Regions from separate parts of the Homo sapiens genome. Here region 2 is linked to region 1. The links are chromatin loops, found by intact Hi-C in ENCODE. Cell type or tissue: ovary. All regions are shown on one strand. Each heading gives the region's core, and the rest is flanking DNA. Links, peaks and the distances in the headings are about the cores only.

Region 1 (5,373 bases), core at 89-5,088:
ACAGGTGGAGTTTGACCTTTGCTCTAAGCATCTTGAATTTCTTCTAGGCTGGTAATTAAGAAGAATCAGGGGAAGTTCCTTGCAGAATCTAGGAAACGCAAACACACACAGAATCATAGCTACAAGGGCACTCTCCCTTGTACTCCCACTCTCTCACACATGCACACACACACACACACACACACACTCTCATGCACATGTGTGCACATGAGTGGAAGGAAAACTAGACCCGGATATGGCAAACCAAAAAGTTCCAACTTTGAGGGCTGTGTTCCTGCTCCCAGCCCTGAGAGGTGGCTTAATGAGTTTCCCAGGATGGCCTAAAATGATTAATTAAGCAGACAGCTCCCCACCCCCTCCCCAAACAACGGAAACCAAGTAACGGTCTGTTTAGGGAGGGAACAGCAGGCCCCCCCTCAACACACACACACTCCAGGGGCGGTTGGGGACATGGTGTAAGAGCCAGGAGCCCCAGATAAGGGACGATAGCAACGGCCTGTAACGGCCATCAAGGCTCACCCTGGCTGGCAGGGCTGGGCCTAGGGAATGGCCTCCCTCTGCTCCTGGCCTCTGGCCTCCCTGTGTCTGGGCAGTGCCCACAGTCAAGGGGACCCTTGGCAAAACGGTGACGCAGGCATCATTGTCTCTGGCCTCCCTACCTCTCCAGGCACCCTACTTGTTCCCATTTCTACTATGCACCATTTCTGGGCTCATTGTTGAACACTGGGAGGGATTCTGGAGGCTGCTTGAGTGTCCAGGCCCACAGACATGGGCCACAAACATCAGGGAAAGAGGAAAAGCGAGTAGACAGGGACCCTCTGGGGCTTCCAAAATCACCCGTGTTGGGGCACCTGCTCTGTCTTTCCAGCTGTCAGGGCTCCCAGAGCCCAGCAGTGAACAGTCACTATTAAACAAACAGGTTCTGAGCTCAGGCTTTCAGTGCTGACGCTGCAATGGTGAGCAGTGCTAGAAAACCGGGGCACAGGTCCCCGCCTGGGGATCCAGATTGGCTCTGAGGGAGTCCTGGAGTCCGGGCAATTCTTGTGCACAAGCAGGGCTGGTGCTTTGGGAGCTTCCTCCCAGGGCGTCTGTTTTTCAGGGACACCTCTGTTTTCTGCATCTGTAACCTGGACCAGCTGCTCCCTGAACAGCCATAGACGTTTCCCTCAGAAGGTGCCCCGAGGATTCCACTGGGTGCTGAATACGGGTCCTCTTCCACAGACAAGGGCACGCCTTCCTTCCAAGTCAGTCATGTCCGCTGGAGACAGACAAGGACAGGGACACAGCTGGGGTTTTGGCGGCTGTCCTGGGCCTTGTAAACAGGCCTGGTGAAGGGCACAGGGGCTCCGAAGCAGGCCCAGGCCCAGCCAGCCTGGAGGGGTGGGAGGAGGTGAAGGTGGGAGCGGGCGGGAGGGGCAGCCAACAGTGTTTGCCTTTCTAAAGCGCTCCAGGTGCTTGAGCTGGATTTCCAGCCTGGTGTTTACAGCCTCTGCAGCCACGCCACGGTCACGTCCTCCGCCTGTACACGTGCCTCTCTCAACAGGTGCCCGTCTGTGTGCGTGTGTTCCACCTGTGTGTCTGATCACACCTGTGGGTGTGGATCTCTCCGTGTCTGTGCCTGGCCCTCTGAGAAAAATGACTCCGGCCTCCACTTTGTGTGAGCCTTTCCACCTCAAAACATTTGCTAAAATAAACCTGCTGAAAAAGCTTTAACGACGATTTTTTTTTCGTCCCTGCCATGGGCACTAACACCAGCAGGTCTCCATGGTCAATTTAGGAAGCTTGGGAAAACATTGCTTGTAATTAAAAGTCTAGAAGGGCCTCAATTAAGGCAGTGTTTGCCCTGCCGGGCCCGTTCCCAAATCCTACTCGGCAGCATTCCTCTCTTGGCTGGAAAAGGCCTTTGATTTGAACCAAATGTTCAGCAGCCACACTGGACCGGGCCTTGGCACTGCTGCACTGCTAGCTGCTCAGGGCACAGGCTGGCCTCTGCCCCAAAGCCTGCAACGGGAGACTTTGGGCTTTGTCTCCACCTCCTGACTTCCCAGCCCCTCTGTGATCCTGAGCCCCGACTTCTGGAGGGGCAGACCTCCCTGAGAGATGCAGGTGCTGAGGCCAGCCCAGCACCCCTCACCGCTCAGGGTGGTAGAGCTCACACTAAGAATTAAAGGCCACAGGTCAGGCCTCACCAAGGATGAAGCAGCAACAGTCAGTGCTGCAAGAAGGTGGGATTCAGGGTACAGCAAGCGACACCCCAGTACCCCTTCTTACTCCACAGAGGCCACCTCCATCTGAGCAGAGGCCTGGCCTTAGCTATAGCCACTTCAGAGAGCTCCAGACAGGACCTGGCAGGGAGGGGTCGGGAAATAGCATGAGCCTGTGACCTTTTTAATCCCTAGGGATTAAAGATACGCAGCTCAGCTAACTGGGACCGGGCCCAGGGCGCCACATTTGCTCCCCTCCTGCTGGTGAGGGTGAGGCAGCCAACAACACAAACACGGGGGCAGAGGGCATTGCCTCCTCCCTGGAGCAAAGGCTCAGGCGCTCAACTGGGTGGGCAGGAAAGAGAAGTGCTGAGTCAGCTCAGGTGCACATGGCTTTTCCTTCCCGGGACAGGCACACGCACACTCACACCACCTGCTTGCACACAAACTGGATTCACAACCATGCTTGCTGGCTTTCACAGATGTGTACCCATGTTCACAGGGTCCACACACACTCTCTCTCTCTCTCTCTCTCTCTCTCTCTCTCTCTCTGAGTCCTCAGTATCCCAGGTCACAGCCACCCACACAAACTCACATTCCTCCACCAGCTTGCACTGACACCCATTCACAGTCACAGCCCTGGCTACAACCAGACACGGAGACTCCATAACAAGGATTTGCAGGCCCCATGCAGGACTCTGCAGTCTCCAGCAGCCCTGGCCCCTCTCAGTGAGGAAAGAGTCGCCACGAAGGCAGATGGTCCGGAGGGTGCTGCCAGGACCAGGTCCTGAACCCTGTGGGAGTGGGGTGGAGAGTGCGGGGATATCTCAGGAGGGCAGCCGAGGTGTCCATCCCTGCGGGCCTCACCCCTGCAGCAGGGGAATGGCAGGCGAAGGGTTACAGGCTAACTAGAAAAAACAATTACTAACGGGAAAGGCAGCACATTCCAGCCCTGCTTAGCAGAGCCGCCAGGGCCGTGGGTGGTTCTTGGATTATGCATTTCCTTGAAAACAAAAAGGAGAGTTCAGGGCAGTTCAGCTGTGCCCTGAATCTCACTCCGGGGCCTTTGTCCCCAGCCCCCTCACAGCCCGCGTGCCTACACACACGCACACACAGCCCCCCTGGCCCCGCCACTTGTCCACTGGGAAACGGAGAGCATGAATACCCCCCAAAGCCTGCAAGAAAAGCGGGGGCAGACGACAGAAGAATTGAAGAAAGACGGGGAGAGGGGAAGGGAGTTGGGATCTCGGAACCCTTGTTGCCTGGAAGTCTCCCTTCTGCTGGTGAGGCTGTGGGAACGTTGGCTCATCCTGTCATCAATGCTGCATGGAACCCCCCACTCTGTGCCAGGCATTGTGCCAGGCATTGTACCAGGCCTGGGGTTCCCCTTGAAGGGCTCACTGCTGGGAAAACCCGGTGCCCCCATTTCCCCTGGGTGGTGTTTTCTATCCATCTGTCTCAGATCCCAACACTCTGTCTTTCCTCAAAAATCTGGTCTGATAGAGTCTGATTATCATATTCATACAGAGGAGTGGGAGGCTGATAAGCCTCAAAGGGAGACCCTCCCAGGCTGCTTTACCTTTTTTTTTTTTTTTTTTTCTTTTTTACTCATGACACAGCCTCAGGAAGCTTTGACAACATGTGCTCCTGATTTACTTTTTAACCAGGACATATATGGTGGTGCCTCCCTGTGGAGAACAGGAAGGGGCAGCCATCTTGCCATAAACACAGGAACAGAATCTCATGGCCTCTGAGTCTGAACAGCTATGTCCTATTTGTTAGCATGGGCTCCTCTGAACCCTGCCAAGGCCCTGTGGGGAGGCAAGGGAAGCATTATGGTCCCCACCACAAATGGGGAAACTGAGGTTCAGAAAGAGATAAAAATCACTCAACCCATTGTACAGGCTGCCTCCTGCTTAGAGCTCTCTCCCTCTCCTCAGATCCCTGAATGGCTGACTCATTCCCATCTTTCAGGTCTCAGCTTAAATACTGATCCTCCAAGAAGCTCTGTGGCAACAAATGTAGTCGGCCCATTCTAGCCTCCCTGTTGTTTCTCCTCCAGCGCATGAGGATTCTGGGGGGAGGGGGATGAGGTCTCGCTCTGTCACCCAGGCTGGAGTGCAGTGACATGATCATGGCTCACCACATCCTTCGCCTCATGGGCTCAGGTGATCCTCCCACCTCAGCCTCATGAGTAGCTGGAAGTACATGTATGTGCCACCATACCCAGCTAATTTGTTGTTGTTGTTATTTGTAGAGATGGGGTCTTTCTTTGTTGCCCAGGCTGGTCTTGAACTCCTGGGCTCAAGCAATCCTCCCACCTCGGCCTCCTAAACTGCTGGGATTACAGGCGGGAGCACACAGTAGGCACTCAATAAATATTTGTGGACTTGATTAAGAACTGAATGGCTCTGTAGCTGGGGTAGGCGGAGCCAGGCCTGGAATCCTTGAAGCCTTGGCCCCCACTCAGATGTGTGGCTGCCCTTGTCCATCAAAATCCCTCCAAGACAGAGGAAAGGGGATGCTCAGAGCCTTTCTTCATTCCAGCCCTGGGCTGTACCCCAAACAGCCTAAACTTAAAAAATAATCAGATTCCACAGTTGGGCTGCATGTGGATTATGCAAGGACCAGATGCCCAGTAGACAGGGTGTGCCAGAGGCTTATACCCAATGGGACCTTAAAAGAGGGTCAGCTGATGCATGCCATTTAGACGTATTCACTCACTCCATTCTGTGGACATTTTCCAGGTGCTGAGCTTGGTTCTTAGATGCAGTGCCTGCCTCAGAGTCTGTCTAGACTTTTTAGGAGAGAGTCAAAGAAGCAATGCTGGCGATGCGTGCTCAGACCCAGCACAGGATGAGATGATCTGGGAACTGGAATGTCAGGAATGACTTCACTAAGAGATCAGAGGTGGTCTGAGAGCGGGTGACCAGAACAAGCCTGCCAGGCACAGAGAACAGCATGTGCAAAGGAGTAAGGGAGAGCCTAGTAGGTCTGGGACATGCCAGCAGTTCACTAGGCCTGGATAGAAAGTTTGAGCATGGGGAGAGGCCAGAGAAGGGGCTGGAGAAGGGATGGGCCCAGGTCACAGGGAGCAAAGTCCACTGGCCCAAGAAGCCAGGGCTTCATAGGGTCAGCAGTAGGGAGCCTGCCAGGGCTTTAAAGAGAG
Region 2 (5,373 bases), core at 171-5,170, 80 kb after region 1:
GCCACGTGCTGGGACTTACTGTCAGGTAGGCAGGAGAGGCCGGGTCAGCAGAATCACCCGAAAGCTGCGCTGATGAAGATGTGGAGGTGATAGCTGAGCCCGGTGAGGGTTGTGTGGGATTCAGTCCTTGCAGTGTGAGGGCTCAACTTGTTTCTCTTTAGATTCTAAAGTAAGCTGTTTCTCAGAGCACATGGTCACCCCCCATCAGTCCTTCTTCCCCCACCCACAGACACTGAGCTTTCTAAATGTCTGGGCCTCCCAACCCGCACCAGGGCCTGAGCCTGTCCCAAAGATTTCCAAGACAGAAGCGGCTGCGAGGCTCACTCACTGCAGGGAAGGCCACCGGCCTGAGGACAACTTCAATTGCAAGGAAGAGTTTAAAATCCCAGGGTGCCAGGAAAGAAGGAAGAAACTGGAAGCAGAAGGAAGGGAGGGTTCTGGAGGTGGGGGCCAAGGAAACACACACCCCTGGGGCCCTGAAGGCAGGGGCAGTGAGGCCTGTCTTACGGACCAGGCATTGATGGTTAGATCAAGAGGACAAATCCTGACTTTTCAGAGGCCTCCCGCCACTGCCCAGCTTGAATGTCCGTATCTGGAAACCAGAGCACAGAACTGATTGACATCCTTCAGCTCCCCCGGCCCCAAATACACACACCCAAGCCAGCAAATCAACAGTCCCCTAAGTCCAATTCACTCGGTCACAGGGAGACAGGAAGTTAACCATGAATGTCACCTGGTCAGAGAAACCAAGAGCCAGATGGATGGCCCTCCTCAGCCTCTCAGCCTCATAGCCAGGCTATGGATGTCTGACAAAATCACTGTTGCAACAGCCCAGGTCCATGAAAAAAACCTTTCGGATAAAACACAATTGTCTGTTTCTATATGTGTACACAAATATCGACATACTTATCATTTGGCAGCCACCAAAGATTTAATGAAATCTTACTGGAGAAAAACTCAAGATTGAGTAAGCTTAATATTTTCCTGCAAACTGGGACAAGGCAGCCATGATTTGGTCTGGGCTGTGAGATGACGCCACGTCTCAGTGAATAAGTGCCAAGTTCCCTCAGGCATGTGGCTGGGAACCACTGTCCTAAGATGCCATTACTCCTGCTGGGCCATTTAGGTGTGACAAGAAAGACATCTGCCTTGGGAGGCTGAGGTGGGTGGATCATGAGGTCAGGAGATCGAGACCATCCTGGCTAACATGGTGAAATCCCGTCTCTACTAAAAATACAAAAAAATTAGCTGGGCGTGGAGGTGGGCGCCTGTAGTCCCAGCTACTCGGGAGGCTGAGGCAGGAGAATGGTGTGAACCTGGGAGGCGGAGCTTGCAGTGAGCCGAGATCATGCCACTGCACTCCATCCTGGGCGAAAGAGCGAGACTCCCTGTCTCAAAAAAAAGAAAGAAAGAAAGAAAGACATCTGCCATCGGGGCTGGCGCCTCCACATCAGTTGGACTCGGGCATGCAGGAGCTGCTGTTCCCACAGTGGGAGGGGTCTGCATGGAGCCCGTGACCCTCCTGCCCAGCCCAGGTTGGGTCAGTGACTGGCCAGGGTCACAGTGACAATCTATGGGATGAGGTGGAGGCCCTTCCCCAGCTTAAGTGGGTGCCTTCTTTTCCTTCTGGCTGACCCCAAGCACCCAGCCTGACTCCTGATCCCCCCGACATTGCTGCCATCTCCCCACCTCACCCCACTTCTTGGTTCCTTTTCCCTGAAACCCGGGTCTGCAGGGGAAGATGACTTCTCAGGCTGCCTCCTTTCTCACTGCCCAAACAAGCCACAGTCCATCCTGTGCACAACAAAGATCCACTGCCAATGCTGGAAAAGGAAAACGAGTGAGAAGGAGAAAATTCACCAATGTGGGGAGGGCCTGGGATGTAGACAATCTGCCTCCAGTTTTATAGTTCTCATCCTTGGCCACCAGAGCTGATGCTCCTTTGGCCCTGAAGTCAAGCATCCTTCCTTTTCACCTTTACGCTCGCCCTCCTCCTCCCTGGATCCCTCTTCCAGACCCTTTCCTGCTGACAACCCCCTCTCCCAACTTTGATTTATCTCAACCAGAGGGACTGCAAAGTTAGATCTAGCCCCGCTTTCAACAACCTCTTAAAATATGAGCCACACACACCCCGGTGGATTCTTACATTCAGAGGCAAACACTCAAAGCCACACGGGCTAGGAAAGACTGATGGACACCCAAAGACACACATCCACACACTCAGAGACAACAGCAGACACGCTGCCAGACACCCCCTCAACACACGCTCTCACACTCCGAACAAAGGGACCCATGCCAGAAGCACAGGCAGGCACACATCCCAAAAGCCTGCCCTGTTCCGTGAGCTGTTTGGAGCTTCTTTTGAGGAAAAACACCCTGCCCCAAAGAGAAGGCCCCTGACAGGGCTGGTTTTTTTTTTTGTTTGTTTTGTTTTGTTTTTCAGCGCACTGGATAAATTGCTTTTGTGCAAAAATAAACACAAGTGAACTGCATTAGCTGAGCGAGTGACACATTAGTTACAGATGCAGGGCCTGTCAGAACATTGAGGAAACAGCTTTTATTGGGGAAGGGCTGAGAGACTCATAAATAACCGGTTGGCAATCTCACATAAACATTTGTGCATTCACATAAACACCGCCTACCACAAATGCTGGCCTGGCCGCCAGCATGGACTAGAAGAGCCCTTCCCGCCTGTCCTCAGAGAATAACAAGGCAGGCCAGGGTCACAAGCCCCTTTTCTCCCAGAGCTCCCAACTCCTTGGACTCACGCTCTGTGCTCGGTGGGGTGAAGGGAGAGATCCAAGTTCTAAATCCTAAACATCTGCCAGAGAAAGAGAGTCGATGCTAAGCCCCGATGGGACAACTGGTCCGTTTCTCCCCCACTACAGAGAACTCACATTCACCCGGCCCAGAGAGAAAGAAGAGGAAATGTCACTGCACTGGGGGCTGGGCTGTCAAATAAAGTCAAGAAAAGTTTTGCAAAGAACTTGGAAATGCCTCTTTGATGCAGCCCAGGGGTTCCCATCAGAATCATAGGAAAGTGGGGTGAGCACAGCATCACCCTCAGCACCCAGGACAAAAGCCATGAAAGGTGGTTCCAGCCCTGTCCACCCATTCAGGCACGAGGGGGCCTGGGCTTCCCATCAGCTCCTGAAGATGCCTTTGCCCTGAGTCCTGGAGTTCTCTCCTCTGAGTTGAACACTTCAGAGCCACATCCAGCTGATCTCTCAAAGAAGGGCAAAGCAGGCCGGGTGCGGTGGCTCACTCCTATAATCCCAGCACTTTCAGAGGCCGAGGTGGGAGGATCGCTTGAGCCCAGGAGGTGGAGGCTGCAGTGAGCCATGCACTGCACTCCAGCCTGGGTGACACTGCACAGCCTGGGTGACACTGAGAGCACTGCACTCCAGCCTGGGTGACAGCGAGACCCTATCTCAAAAAAAAAGTGGGGCATGCCCACAATTGTGTCCTTGCTACATTTTTTTCCTGGGGTGCCCGCCAACCCAACAAGTGCCCTGGCACCCTCACACTCCACCTCTCCCAAGCAAAGCCCACCCTTCAGAAAAGTTCCGATGTACTTGTTTGCCCTGAGGTCTGAGTAATAGAGAAACGGCCACACGTGTTTCATTCTCCCATGCCCTCCTCTATCACAAATGCATAATCCTAAAGGACAAGGTATGACATGGTAGGATTTAAAGCAAATGGCTAACACTCAAGAGTTCTGTGGGATTTTTGAACCAATCTTTTTAGGGAAGAGAGTGTAGAAAGGGGAATGTTCCCTGGCCCCAAGATCCCACTACAATGATTAGCTCCTGAACCAGCTCTGTCCACTTTCAGCTCAGTAACTGTCAGCTGATCCTCCCCTTTCCCCCATGAAAGACCCAAATCCCTAGACTGAATGGCTCTTTCTTTTACCCATTACATTCCCCAGCCCATCCCACCCATCCTCCAGCCTGATTTCCCTCACTGCTCCTCATGTACCTGAGGGTGCAGGAATTCCATGAATTCCATCCTCACCCATGTGTTACAATTTCATGCTTTCCCTTAATCAATCCCTTTTCTGAGAAGGCCTTTTCTTCCTCCAGGTCCAGATCCAAGCCACCCTTCCAAGTTCCATTCAAAAGCCACTTTCTCCAGCAAGACTCATCCTCCCTCTTTTGAACTTGGGGAGAACTTTTCAGTACCTAACTGATGACTTTCCTTCTTGTTCTAAGTTATCTGTATTTATTTGTTTATCTGGCCTATACCCCCCTTGAGATTCTAAACCCTCAGGTCTGTGGTCCTGTGACTCTTTCAGGTTTCCCTTCCTCCCAAACGCTTCTTCACGGCCTGGGCAATGGTAGGTACGTGGAATCAGCAGAGGATGTTGGTGGTGGTGTCTGGATCCATGCCTGTGGTCGTGGTGGGATGTGGCGGTGGGGTTGAACTGCAAGAAGGAAGATGGTGGTAGTAATGGAAACTGGCCAACAAATCTTCCCCTAGACAATCTCCCCCTGGCTACACTTTGCAGTTGAACAACTCTGCTTTGGAAAAGACATTAAGATGCCAGGCATGGACAGCCAGCCAAGCACCACAGCTCTACTGGATCAACCTCAGCCGTCTAGGCCCTTTCTTCCCATCCACAAATGGAATGCTTTCTGAGGAAACACACAACACAGTGCTAGATAGAAATATTGAAGGCTTGGGTGGGGGGAGCGGGGAGGGATAGCATTAGGAGATATACCTAATGTAAACGATGAGTTAATGGGTGCAGCACACCAACATGGCACATGTATACATATGTAACAAACCTACACGTTGTACACATGTACCCTAAAACTTAAAGTATAATTTAAAAAAAAAAGAGGAAAAAAAAAGAAAAAAGAAATATTGAAGGCTCTTTTGCCAGGGCGTCCCTCCGGAGAGAACACAGTGTAGCCATAATTTATTGCGTTCACTATGTTCACTTCCAATCTTACTTTTATGGACATTATTTCATGGGCTGCAGCTTAAACACAGATGGAAAAGATTCTGGCTTTGTAACAAGAGATGGTTTCTGGTGGGCCAGCCCACGGCTGTTTGTGTGAGCAAACACACATGATCATGTCCTTAGGTGGGGCTGGGAGATGCCTTTATTATGTGCTGGGACTTTGATCCAACAATTCTGGCTTCATCTTTTCCCAAGGCTGGGGCCCCAGATACTCCCAGGGGAGGAAGTGACAAACGCCATAGTGGGCGAGGAGGAGGAACAGGCCAGCCTTTGAAATGTATTTCTGCTTTGGGCTGGATCTGCCATCCTTGAGTCTTCAGAGGGCTTTGACCCAGGGACTTGGGCCTAGACCCCAAAGGGCAAAATTGAAAGGAAGAGGACACTATTATACATGTGAGATATATATA

Evidence for each region. A loop is a pair of places that touch in the nucleus more often than their neighbours do. Peaks named below come from ENCODE experiments on the same cell type or tissue, not always from the same donor. Only the 100,000 strongest peaks of a DNase experiment are listed, where the experiment ranks them.
Region 2: it touches region 1 in a loop (2.5-fold over the local background); 36 of 110 quality-filtered maps call a loop at or near these places.

The regions. Positions count from the first base shown.
Region 1 is chr2:42,922,759-42,928,131 of GRCh38, reverse strand. It overlaps LOC105374568 (a long non-coding RNA gene), which reads left to right and starts at 4,962. Exons shown (of 3, transcript XR_940014.3): 1 at 4,962-5,373. RefSeq lists enhancers at 382-1,067, 1,068-1,753. In ovary, for the core only: a CTCF peak has its summit at 2,715; DNase peaks (open chromatin) are centred at 2,518, 2,934 and 3,201; H3K27ac peaks cover 5,000 bases.
Region 2 is chr2:42,842,401-42,847,773 of GRCh38, reverse strand. No RefSeq gene overlaps it. Among named protein-coding and RNA genes, the nearest start is that of TRI-TAT2-1, 35 kb to the right of the region's middle. In ovary, for the core only: no CTCF peak of the experiment used is centred there; DNase peaks (open chromatin) are centred at 2,357 and 2,676; H3K27ac peaks cover 3,129 bases.